Linked DNA regions of Homo sapiens: all the other regions are linked to region 3. Evidence: chromatin contacts called from ENCODE Hi-C or POLR2A ChIA-PET data. All regions are on one chromosome and are shown on one strand. Each heading gives the region's core, a stretch centred on a gene start or an enhancer-like site at or near the end of the contact. The rest is flanking DNA. Distances are from core to core; before and after follow the strand shown.

Region 1 (4,287 bases), core at 1,418-3,917, 580 kb after region 3:
CTCAGCCTCCCAAAGTGCCGAGATTACAGGCATGAGCCCCCATGCCTGGTCTTGCATCTTACTTTAATTTGATATATGATACACATCACACACACATTACAAGATCTTCAATTAGATTATAAATGCTTATCCTCAAAATTCATCTGTATTAGAAGACATTACCTGGGACTTTCCACTCCATTCTCAACATCCCAGCCAAGTCAATATCTATCTACAAACACACCATTCTGTGATCATGTCTCATCCTACTTCCCCTTATCAGTGTGACCTTAATTCAGGCATAGTCCTACCATGCTGCTGCTCTCCCAGGCCTCTGTCTGCCCATGGGAGTGCTATTTCCCTTGGAAGTTCCCTTTGCCATTCTCTGGCCTTTTTCATGGCAGTCCCACTGCTTGGAGGCCGCCCTTCCTGCACGCCCACCTGCTTCCACATGTTTGGAAGCGCTTATTCACTTAGCAGGAGACATTAAGTATTCATCATTTTATTCTGCAATTATTCACTGATGCCCGGTGCCCATTATACAGCAGGCCTAAGTGCTAAGAAAACATAAATGAGAAAAACAGACATGGTGTTTGCCTCCTGAAGCAAAGTCTCCTGAGAGACAAATCTATTAATCAAAGAATCAACTGAATAGTGAGTATGATGAAGGAGTTACTGGATGTTATGAGAGTATGTAATGGTGGCCTGATCTAGTCTAGAAGAGTAAGGCAAGGCTTCTTGGGCCTTCTAGCTGAGATCTGAGGATGATTTGCGGTGAACTAGGTGAAGATGGCAGAGGGAGTTCCAGGCAAAGAGAAGAATGAGTGCAAAGGCCCTCAGGTGGAAGAGAGCACACGACCTTCCAAGAAGTAATAAGAGGCCAGAGTGACTGAGCTCAGGGAGCAAGGAGAAGAGCCCTGAGAGGTGAAGTGGGCAGGAACTACATTGAGCAGGGCCTTGGGGTCTGTGCTGCTACTACCACTGGGAAAGTTTTGGAAGGATATGGGCAGAAAAGAAATGATCTAATTTACATTAATGGCTAAAGTTTGGAGAACAGGTTAGATGACTCCAGGTTTTTTGCTATGCTAGGAACACAGGAGAGCTGTTTGGGGAGCCATTCAAGTATACATGCTGAGTCGGCAGATGCATGTACATATTTAGAGAGACCTGGGTTAAATTAGCTGTGAATTTTGAGATGGTGATTGAAATCATGGGTGGTTGGAATTGCCAAGGGAGATATAAAGAGCAGGAAAACAAGGGAGACTAGGACCAGTCTTTGATGGATTATGACCTTTAAAGTCTGAGGAGAGGGGGATTTGTCTGCAGAGGAGATTGAGGAGGAACAGCTAGGTAGGTGGAAAGGCAGAAGAGTGTAGTATACTAGAGGCTGAATTAGGAATCTTTCAAATGCATATTACTGAAATCCATCTTCAATTGATGTAACCAAAAAAAGAATAATTTATTGGCTCCTATAGCCTGAAATCAGGACTGGTCAGATATGCCTGGGTTCAAGAGCTCAAACATCCAGCTCCTTGGGAAACAGCCTCTCCCCCCATCTCTCAGTTCTGTCTCCTTCTGGATGGGCTTCTTTGCCAGGTGGATATTCCCATGTGGTGGCCTGATAGGGTCACCAGCAGAGGCTTCAGGTTTACATCCTACCCAAAGTAAAGAAATGTCCTTCTTCGATTGGTTCCAGCAACCACACCAGGTGTGACTATTGTTAGCCTAGCTTAGGCTAGATGCCCATCTCTGAGCTAGAGGTTGACATCAGCTCTACCCACACTTCACATAGACTGAAAGTTGGGAAAGGAATGGTTCCTCAAAAGAAAATCAGGGTGCTGTTACCTGAAGAAACTGAGAAGAAGCCAGGCAGGCAAGATCCCAGATGTCTATACAGATGCCGAAGTGATAAGAATTTTAAGAGGGAAAGTATATTTAAGAGTATGAAATACCGTTAAGGCTGGGTGCAGTGGCTCATGCCTGTAATCCCAGCACTTTGGGAGGCTGAGGTGGTGGATCATGAGGTCAGGAGTTCAAGGCCAGCCTGGCCAAGATGGTGAAACCCCATCTCTACTAAAAATACAAAAATTAGCTGTGGCGGCAGGCGCCTGTAATCCCTGCTGCTCGGGAGGCTGAGGCAGGAGAATCACTTGAATCTGGGTGGCAGAGGTTGCAGTGAGCCAAGATCACACCACTGCACTCCAGCCTGGGTGACAGAGTGAGGCTCCGTCTCAAAAAAAAAAAAAAAAAAAAAAAAGAAAGAAAGAAAGAAAAAAAAGAAAGAAATACCTTTAAGACACCAAGAAAGATAAGGACAGGGATTAGCCACTTGGAAGTCACTGGTGCCCTCAGACCCACACAAATAGCTCCATCACAAAGTAGGATGTGGTGGAAAACAAAATGAACAAAATGCAAGTTGAAAGGGCCACGTGAACCCAGGAGAGGAAAATCATTTAGGACGAAACAATCACGGAAAGCTTCATGTCCAAAGTAGCATTTCACTTGGGTCCTGAAGGATGGGTGATATTTTTAAAATGAAGGCCAGAGAAGTGGAGGAAGGGAGGGCACCCAGCTGACTATAGCATGAGCAAAAGTGCAATGGCAGAGATGTTTAGGGTGTGTTCACCAAGAGGTGAACAGTTCATGCTTGGTCTGATGGCTAGGGGCCAAATGTGAGTGCTGGCTAAGGAGAAGGGACTTTCTCTGTTCAATTTACAAATGAGTCAGCTGTAATTTACCTTCCCTTAGGTTATCGGCCTGAATATGTAAATGAGGGATAGCTGTCACTAGAATGAAACTGACATCTAGAAAAGCGCCTCCCTATAATCTTGCCTTTCCATATAAGGGCTCCCTGGCGTGCTTCACAGGTGAACTCTACAGCAAACGCATTCTTCTCTCTCCTTTCAGCCTTGGTCTTTCCTCTGACTCAGGGGCCTGGCTTGTGGTGCTGAGGCACCTTCCGGCTGCTGAGAATTGGACTACTCTGTCTTCTTGCTGACTGCGGCAAAGGAACGCCCGGGGTCTGACAATCACCTCTACGAGAGCAGCTTGGATGTTTCTCATCTTTCACTTGACTTTCTTATCCCTTTACTTAAATATATATATATATATATATACTTTAGAGACAGGGTCTCACTCACTATGTTGCCTAGGTTGGACTCAAACTTCTGGGCTCAAGTGATCCTCCCACCTCAGCCTCCCAAGTGGCTGGATTACAAGCATGTGCCACCACACCCTGCTCATCCCTTCAGTTTTTAGCCCAGAAAGCTGGCACTAAAAGGGATGGTAGGTTTGAGGGATTTTAGATGGAAGACAATTTAGGTGACTCTGCACTATATTATAGTCAAATATCCTGCAACCTTTGTTCCTAGAAGAAACCTGTGCATCCTGAATCTCTGACCCCTGGGAATACATTCTTTTCCCCCAGCACCTCACCTAGGAATGGTCACTTGGGTTAAGGGTTCTCAGGCTTGGTGGCCAAAAGCCAACACCTGTTCATTTATCTCCTATCTTGTACTCAGTCTCTTAAGACTTTTCTGCAACTTGGACCCTGGTGGGCCAAGTGCATTTGCCCAGAGAGAAAAATTGCACAAATTAGAACTCTGGATTGATATTTCACTTACATACCTCCACTTGGGGATCCTCAACACAGCTTAAATAGTAATGTCTTTAATGGGGGTCATCAAGGGCATTTAAGTAGGGACATGCAATGAGCAGAACCACTTTTGGAGAAGACTGCACTTGGCAGTCGTTCCCTAACAGATTTGAGAGAGCAGAGGTGGGAAATGGCAAATTGTTAGGAAACTGATAATGGGCCCAGGGAGAAAAACCTTGAACCAAGGAACTGAGCTAGATGTGGAAGGGTGGGCGTGGGTTTTAGAAACACTTCTTTAGAGGAAAACCATGATTAAAAAAGGAGAAAGAAAGAAGGAAAGGAAAGGAAAGGAAAGGAAAAAAGGAAGGTGGGATTGGGGGAAGAAGGAAAGGAAGAAAGGAAAGAAGGAAAGAAAGAGGACATGGAAATCTCTGTAGGCCAGGAACAGAGTGAGGAGGCTCAGTATCATGGGGAGGGCCTGGGAAACCTGTGGCCCCTCAGGACACAGAGATTCTGAGCTGGCAGCAGGAGCTGAGCTGAGAACAGAACTGAGCTCACTCCAGGAGCCCAGGACAAGGAGCCAAGTGTGAATGTGGGGCCAGGCCTCTGCTCTTCATTGGTGACTAGAGCTGTAAGAGCTGTGCCTGACTGTCTGGGATGGCAGTGGAAAGAGGCTCCTTCTCCACAGGTCAGGGAGGAAGCAGACTATGGCA
Region 2 (3,913 bases), core at 673-3,172, 540 kb before region 3:
CCTTGGGTAAAAAGGTACAACACATTGTTCGGAATAGCACCCACACTCGGTGCACACCCACAAAAGACCACACTGAGGCACGGCCACGTTATGACTTTTGAGGACCCTGGGCACTTTTGCTTCATGGGCCTCTTCCTCTATAAAAAAATATCAAAAAGCATATTTTATGATTGTGTTGGTTTAATGATGAACATATTAATAGTATATATTAAAACAACTTCTGCTTAAAAGTTTGTTTTTCTTATTTTAAGATAAAGCAAAAACATTTTGTTGTGGGCCCCAGGCAGTGTGCCTATGCCGCCTAATGAATATGTCAGCTCTGCGCCAAGACATGCAAGTAGGAGACAAGAAAGGGACCCAGCTAGGAGGGGGGTCCAACCTCAGCTGACCTGGGACATTTACTTCACCTCTCTGTGCCTCAGTTTCCTCATCTGGGGACAATAATAGTATCTACTTTGTAGAACTGATGAGAGGATTAAAATAAGATTACATATATATATGTACCTTGATTAGAATGGTGCCTGGCATAAAAAAAAATCCCTATGAAAGTGGTAGTTGTGGCTGGGCACAGTGGCACACGCCTGTAATCCCAGCACTTTGGGAGGCTGAGGTGGGTGGATCACTTGAGGTCAGGAGTTCAAGACCAGCCTGGCCAACATGGTGAAACCCTGTCTCTACTAAAAATACAAAAGAATTAGGCATGGTGGTGCATGCCTGCAATCCCAGCTATTCAGGAGGCTGAGGGAGGAGAATCGCTTGAACCTGAGAGGCAGAGGTTGCAGTGAGCTGAGATTGCGCCTCTGCACTCCAGCCTAGGTGACAAAGTGAAACTCCGTCTCGAAAAAAAAAGTGGTAGTTGTCATGCATGTTATTGTTGGTTATTGTGTTTCCTAGCCACTGTACGCCTCTATGCTCTTAACTGTTGCTGTGCAAGAAAAGTGGAGCTTCTTGCTTTTGGGGACGCCTTGCTTAGACTTCCTGGAGCAGATGTAGCTATTTTAAAGCTGCTTATTAGTATAACTTTATTTTCGTAAAATTCCTTGGCAGGCTTGCCCATGACGAATCCCCGAGGAAACCCAAGAGCTACCAGAAATATGGTGGCCTCTTCTTGACCTTCCGTGGGCGTCAATCAGGTTGCGGTTGGAAGGGAGATGAGTCACAGGCCTGTAATCTGCCACCTGCTTTTCTCCTTCTGCTTAGCAGGTGTCAGAGCTCAGGGAATTTAGTGGGAGGCTTTGAGGCCTTTTAAAATGCATAGGCTTCTGGGATAAATTAATTTCTTAATCCCTTAACAGTCACACAAGAGGAAGGTCTGGCAGCTGGGTTTTTCAGAGGGGACAGGAACAAATGTCTGTCAGGGGTTTTACATACATTATCTTGTTTAATCTGGACAACAACCCCATATGTGGGGATTACTCTCCCCATTTTATAAACAAACAAATGGAGGCTCAAAGGATTGGTGACCTGCCTGGAGGTCACAGCTACTCCTTTTTACTGCCCCAGAATGATAGGACCTACTAGAGGATCAAGGGCAGAGAAAAAGGAAAAAGGGAAGCCAGCCCGCCTGGGTCTGTCTTGGCCAAGGTTCATCAACTGAAATTCTTGGTGCCTCAGTTTCCCCAAGAGGAGAGGAAAGTTGGCCCAGGGATCTCATACATTCTGCTATTCTTACCCCACTCTCTGCCTAGTCAGAGCAGATGACTGATTCCTTTCCCAGCTGCTATGGCCTGAATGTTTATGTCCCTGACAAATGTGTATGTTGCAATCCTAACCCGCAATGGGATGGTACTAGGAAGTGGGCCTTTGGAAGGTGATGAGATCCTGAGGGTGGAGCCCTCACCAGTGGGATTAGTGCTCTTAGAAAAGAGGCCCTAGAGAGCTGCCTTGCCCCACCCACTATGTGAGGTTACAGTGAGAAGGCACCGTCTATGAACAGAAAGTGGGCCCTCAGCACACATGGAAACTGTTGGCACCTTGATCTTACTTCCGGCCCCTGGAAACATGAGAAATACGTTTCCATTGTCTATAAACTGCCCAATCTATGGTGTTTTGTGTGAAAGCCAGAACTGACTAAGACACTGTCCACCTTCTCCATAGCATTTCTCTAGTTCCTGGGAAGGACACCCACTGGCCATGCCTCCCCTCCCTGACCCCAAGACTAACAGAGCACCTTTGGGGGCAGGTGTGCAAGAAATCTTTGTAATGAGTTAAGCTCTTGTTGCTGCACTGGAAAACAGGTGACTCCATCAAAACAGCAAACTCCCAGGTAGTCATGGCAACAAAGTTGCAATGCCTTGTTCAGAATTCCACTCACACCCAGACACACACACATGCCAAAATAGTGCAGAGGGAGGGCCACACTAGGACTTTTGAGGATCCTGGGCACCTCTGCCTTCATGGGCCTCTTCCTCTATAAAAATGACAGAGGAGCTATTTTGTGTCCTGATTCTCCTTGCCTGCTCTTATATTTGTAGGACAAAAAAGTTGGCAGCTGCAGGGCCTGTCTCCTTTGTGAATGTAAATGGCTTAGTCACTGGTGGGCCCTCTTTAGTCAACGGCCCTCTCCACTACTTCCTGCTCTTTTCTCCTTGGGAAAATTAGGGACTCAGGAAATGGAGTCAGATTTATGTGAGTGGGAAAATTGCACCATCTGAGGAAGCGCTGTGCCAGAGGGAGCCAGAGAGGGCAGCACATCACATCCCTGGGGCCAACCTCCCACCTGGCATCAAGGAAGAACAGTCCTACCTCCGAAGGCGGGTCTCATGCTGAAGTCGTGCTCGTCCACTCTGAGAAGCTGCTGAGGCTTTCCCTTCCGGATCTTGGTCACATCAAGGTTCTTCTTATATAAGTGACTGTGAAGACAAGCAAGAAACTATTTTCCATCGGCTCTTCAATGCATTGAGTGAGATGATTTGGGCTATTACTCCCTGCAAGATCTACCTGTTAGGTACCTTTTCTCCATTCTACTTCTTGGCCCAGGGGAGAAGGAGGGCTGAAGGACCCTCCACACACACGCCAGATCCTCACAGGTAGACTGACCTGAGGACCAGGTTCTTCTGGAGCCTTCTGAAAGTGGATGCCCTCCTGGGCAGGACAACATTCTACCTTGGTAAAGGCTATAATTGGATGAAAATGGTTGGATTGGCTGCTAGCTAGACTAATAAAGAAGAAAAGGGAGAAGATCAAAATAAACACAATTAGAAATGAGAAAGGGGGCTAGGTGCAGTGGCTCACACCTGTAATCCCAGCACTTTGGGAAGCTGAGGTGGGCAGATTGCTTGAGGTCATGAGTTTGAGACCAGCCTAGCCAACATGGTGAAACCCCATTTCTACTAAAAATACAAAAATTAGCTGGGCATGGTGGCACACACCTGTAGTCCCAGCTACTCAGGAGGCTAGGGCACAAGAATCACTTGAACCAAGGAGACGCAGGTTGCAGTGAGTGGAGATTGCGCCACCCGGGTGATAGAGTGAGACTCTGTCGCAAAAAAAAACAAAAAGAAATGACAAAGGGGATGTTACCACTGACCCCACAGAAATACAAATAACCATCAGAGACTACCATGAACAACTCTGTGTACACAAACTAGAAAACCTAGAAGAGATGGATAAATTCCTGGACACATACACACCCCAAACCAAATAGTGAACCAGGAAGAAATTGATTCCTTGAATAGACCAATAATGAGCTCCGAAGTTGAAGTTGAATCAATAATAAATAGCGTACCAACCAAAAAAAAAAAAAAAAAAAAAGGCCCAGGACCTGATATATTCACAGCCAAATTCTACCAGATGTACAAAGAACTGGTACCATTCCTACTAAAACTATTCCAAAAAATTGAGGAGGCGGGACTCCTCCCCAGTTCATTCTATGAGGCCAGCATCATCCTGATACCAAAACCTGGCAGAAACA
Region 3 (3,896 bases), core at 12-2,511:
TTAATTCCCTCAAAAGCAAAAAAAAAAAAAAAGTACCATTCAGCATACAAAAGTTACACATTAAAAGTGTATATATAGGGCTGGGTGCGGTAGTGCACGCCTGTGATCCCAGCACTTTGGGAGGCCGAGGCGGGTGGATCATAAGGTCAGGAGTTCAAGACCAGCCTGGCCAAGATGGTGAAACCCTGTCTCTACTAAAAATACAAAAAATTAGCTGGGCGCGGCAGCAGGCCCCTGTAATCCCAGCTACTGAGGAGGCTGAGGCAGGAGAATCGCTTGAACTCGGAGGGCAGAGGTTGCAGTGAGCAGAGATTGTGCCGCTGCCCTCCAGCCTGGGTGACAGAGTGAGACTCTGTCTCAAAAAAAAAAGTGCATATTTCCTTTTTTTTTTGAGATGGAGTCTCTCTTTGTTGCCCAGGCTGGAGTTCAGTGGCATGATCTCGGCTCACTGCAACCTCCTCCTTTCAGGTTCAAGTGATTCTCCTGCCTCACCCTCCCAAGTAGCTGGGATTACAGGTGTGTGCCACCATGTCTGGCCAATTTTTGTATTTTTAGTAGAGATGGCGTTTCACCGTGTTGGCCAGGCTGGTCTCGAACTCCTGAACAAAGTTGATCTGCCCACCTCGGCTTTCCAAAGTGCTGGGATTACAGGCGTGAGCCACTGCGCCTGGCCTCAAAATTTGTTTTTTATCCTGAAATCAGCAGGAAGCACTGAAGGGCTTTTTGGTGGGGTTTTTTTTGTTTTTTGTTTTTTTTCTTTTGAGACGAAGTCTCCTGTCCCCCAGACTGGAGTGCAGTGGCGTGATCTCGGCTAACTGCAGCCTCCGCCTCCCAGCTTCCAGAAATTCTCCTGCCTCAGCCTTCCAGGTAGCTGGAATTATAGGCATGCGCCACCACGGCTGGCTAATTTTCGTATTTTTAGTAGAGATGACGTAGGCTGGTCTCGAACTCCTGACCTCAGGTGATCTCCTGACCTCAGATGATCACCCACCTCAGGTGATCGCCTGCCTCAGCCTCCCAAAGTGCTAGGATTACAGGCGTGAGCCACCACATCCAGCCTAAGCACTGAAGTGTTTAAGCAGAGTTGGGAACACGATCATGTTTGCATTTTTAAAAGACAACTCATGCTGAGGTTTGAAGAACAATTTGAAATGGGGGAAGACTGTCCATTTGAATACACTTTCCATTAAATCTTGTTGACTACCTCTCAGATCTGTTTTTAGTGTTTTGTGGGTTTTTTGGTTTGGTTTTGAGACAGTCTCGCTCTTTGACCCAGGCTGGAGTGCAGCAGTGCAATCACAGCTCACTGCAGCCTCCGGAAGCATGTGCCACCACACCCAGCTAACTTTTCTTTTTTTTGTAGATATGGAGTCTCACTGTGTTGCCCAGGCTGGTCTTGAACTCCTGGGCATAAGAAGTCCTCCTGCCTCAGCCTCCCAGAATGTTGGGATTACAGGCATGAACCACCGTGCCCAGCCAAGATCTGTTTCTTATTTTTATTTCCACTACTAAGAACTTACAGTGACACCTCGTTGTCTTCTGCTTTGTTTTGGTAGCCTTTTCTATCTCCCTTCCCACTCATATTTTCCAGACTCTTGCCAGAGTTAAACATCTAAGATGCAGATTTGATCATTATATTGCCCTACTTTAAAAACCTTCACTGGTTCCCCCATTCCCTTCTGGATGGAATCCAAGTATCTTAATCACATAATACATCCCCTGACCTTTATTTTTTTTTTTTTGAGAGAGTCTCACTGTCACCTAGGCTGGAGTGCAGTGGCACGATCTTGGCTCACTGCAGCCTCGGGGCCTGTGACTTCCTAAACTTTATTCTCACATTCTGATCTTGCCTTCCCATGTTCTATTCTGTAGGTGTTCACACCCATACTTGATTGTGAACTTATAGACAGATGTGGTGGGGAACAGATGTGGGGAGATCGTGTCAAGAAGTGTTCGCCAATGTGAGCCTAATTTAATTGAACCTTGGGATTTTGGAAACCTTGAGATAGTGAATAATGGAGCTAGAATGGTAGGTGTCAGTCTATGTCAGGATAAGGAAGTTTTTTTTTTTTTTTAATGGAGTCTAGCTGTGTGGCACAACCTCGGCTCACTGCAACCTCCCCTTCCTGGGTTCAAGCAATTCTCCTGCCTCAGCCTCCAGCAGTTGGGACTACAGACATGCACCACCATGCCCAGCTAATTTTTTTGTATTTTTAATAGAGGTAGGGTTTCACCATGTTGGCCACGATGGTCTCGATCTCTTGACCTCGTAATCCACCTGCCTTGGCCTCCCAAAGTGCTGGGATTATAGGCATGAGCCACTGCACCCAGTCAGGATAAGGAATTTGTACTTTATAGAAATTGGGAAGTAACGGAAAGTTTTTGAGCAGGATTGCGGTAGAACTAACCCAGTAGTTGTGCGTAGCATGTATTTGGAGTGGGGAAATAATTAGGTAGCTATAGTGGGGTCCTGAAACAAATCGAAATGGCAAGAATGGGAATAAATGGGAGAAATATTTCAGAGGTAGCATCAGTAAATCAGTAGTCTGTTAGGGAATGTTAGTGCTACTCCAAGAAATTAGAGAAATGAGGAGGTGAGCAGATATGGATGGAAAGATGATCTCTTGTTTTGGACTTGGTGAGTTTGTACCTACAGGAATGTGTTTATTAATGTTAGCATTTGTTTGTTTGTCTGTTTTGAGACAAGGTCTCATTCTGTCACTCAGGCTGGAGTGCAGTGACTTGATCTTTGCTCACAGCAATCTCTGCTTCCTGGTTGTGCTTAAGCAATCCTCCCACCTCAGCCTCCTAAGTATGGTTGGGACTATAGGAGTGTGTCACCACGCCTGGCTAATTTTTGTATTTTTTGTAGAGATGGGATTTCGCCATGTTGCCTGGGCTGGTCTCGAACTCCTGGCCTGAAGTGATCCACCCACCTCGGCCTCCCCACAAAGTGCTGGGCCCACAAAGTGCTGGGATTACAGGTGTGAACCACTGAGCCCTGGCACCCAGCCACTAATTTTTTTTTTTTTGAGACAGTCTTGCTCTGTTGCCCAGGCTGGAGTGCAGTGTGACAATCTCGGCTCACTTCAACCTCCGCCTTCCCCACGCTCAAGCAATTCTTGTGCCTGAGCCTCCTAAGTAGCTGAGATTACTGGTGTGCGTCAGCATACCTGGCTAATTTTTTTTATTTTTAGTAGAGACAGGGTTTTACCGTGTTAGCCAGACTGGTCTTGAACTCCTGACTTCAAATCTGCCCGCCTGCCTAGGCTTCCCAAAGTGCTGGGATTTAGGCATGAGCTACCATACTTGGCCACTAATTGTTTTTTTGTTTGTTTGTTTTTGTTTGTTTGAGACAGAGTCTGGCTCTGTCGCCCAGGCTGGAGTGCAGTGGCACAATCTCAGCTCACTGCAACCTCCGCCTCCCAGGTTCATGCCATTCTCCCGCCTCAGCCTCCCAAGTAGCGGGAACTACAGGCGCCCACCACCACACCCGGCTAATTTTGTTTTTGTATTTTTAGTAGAGATGGGGTTTCACCGTGTTAGCCAGGATGGATGGTCTCGATCTCCTGACCTCGTGATCCGCCTGCCTCAGCCTCCCAAAGTGCTGGGATTACAGGCGTAAGCCACCGTGCCCAGCCCACTAATTGGTTTTTTAATGTTAGACATCCTCACATTTTTGGGATAAATCTCACTTGTCTGTAGTGCTTTTTCGTTTAATATCTTGCTGGATTCAGTTGGTTGATTTTTTTTTCTTTGTGACGGAGTCTCGCTCTGTTGCCCAGGCTGGAGAGTGGTGCAATCTTGGCTCGCTGCAACCTCCATCTCCCAGGTTCAAGCTACTCTCCCGCCTCAGCCTCCTGAGTAGCTGGGATAACAGGTGCGTGCTACCATGG

Evidence for each region. A loop is a pair of places that touch in the nucleus more often than their neighbours do. ChIA-PET counts read pairs that join two places held with the same protein, here RNA polymerase II (POLR2A). Pooled maps may share reads with other maps.
Region 1: a loop to region 3 is called in a pooled map, with 5 times the contacts of the local background. The contact joins two enhancer-like sites. A Hi-C loop is called at or near these places in 1 of 168 maps with a recorded cell type or tissue (PC-9), 1 of 37 single-sample maps with no recorded cell type and 9 of 50 pooled maps. POLR2A ChIA-PET finds 5 or more read pairs at or near these places in 4 of 52 experiments (CD4-positive, alpha-beta memory T cell, activated naive CD4-positive, alpha-beta T cell and naive thymus-derived CD8-positive, alpha-beta T cell).
Region 2: a loop to region 3 is called in a pooled map, with 7 times the contacts of the local background. The contact joins two enhancer-like sites. A Hi-C loop is called at or near these places in 2 of 37 single-sample maps with no recorded cell type and 9 of 50 pooled maps. POLR2A ChIA-PET finds 5 or more read pairs at or near these places in 1 of 52 experiments (activated CD4-positive, alpha-beta memory T cell).

What each region holds. Positions count from the first base shown.
Region 1 is chr6:90,408,789-90,413,075 of GRCh38, forward strand. No RefSeq gene overlaps it. Among named protein-coding and RNA genes, the nearest start is that of MIR4464, 98 kb to the left of the region's middle. RefSeq lists enhancers at 2,649-3,008, 4,030-4,287. Within about 2 kb of position 2,668, at least 5 of the 41 ENCODE cell types and tissues checked have a DNase peak (open chromatin) inside an H3K27ac peak, as active enhancers do.
Region 2 is chr6:89,297,014-89,300,926 of GRCh38, forward strand. It overlaps GABRR2 (gamma-aminobutyric acid type A receptor subunit rho2), which reads right to left. Exons shown (of 9, transcript NM_002043.5): 2 at 2,746-2,852. Among named protein-coding and RNA genes, the nearest start is that of GABRR2, 16 kb to the right of the region's middle. RefSeq lists enhancers at 316-1,515, 901-1,210, 1,637-1,706. Within about 2 kb of position 1,923, at least 17 of the 41 ENCODE cell types and tissues checked have a DNase peak (open chromatin) inside an H3K27ac peak, as active enhancers do.
Region 3 is chr6:89,834,055-89,837,950 of GRCh38, forward strand. All of the region lies in intron 1 of CASP8AP2 (caspase 8 associated protein 2), which reads left to right. Among named protein-coding and RNA genes, the nearest start is that of CASP8AP2, 6.1 kb to the left of the region's middle. Within about 2 kb of position 1,262, at least 6 of the 41 ENCODE cell types and tissues checked have a DNase peak (open chromatin) inside an H3K27ac peak, as active enhancers do.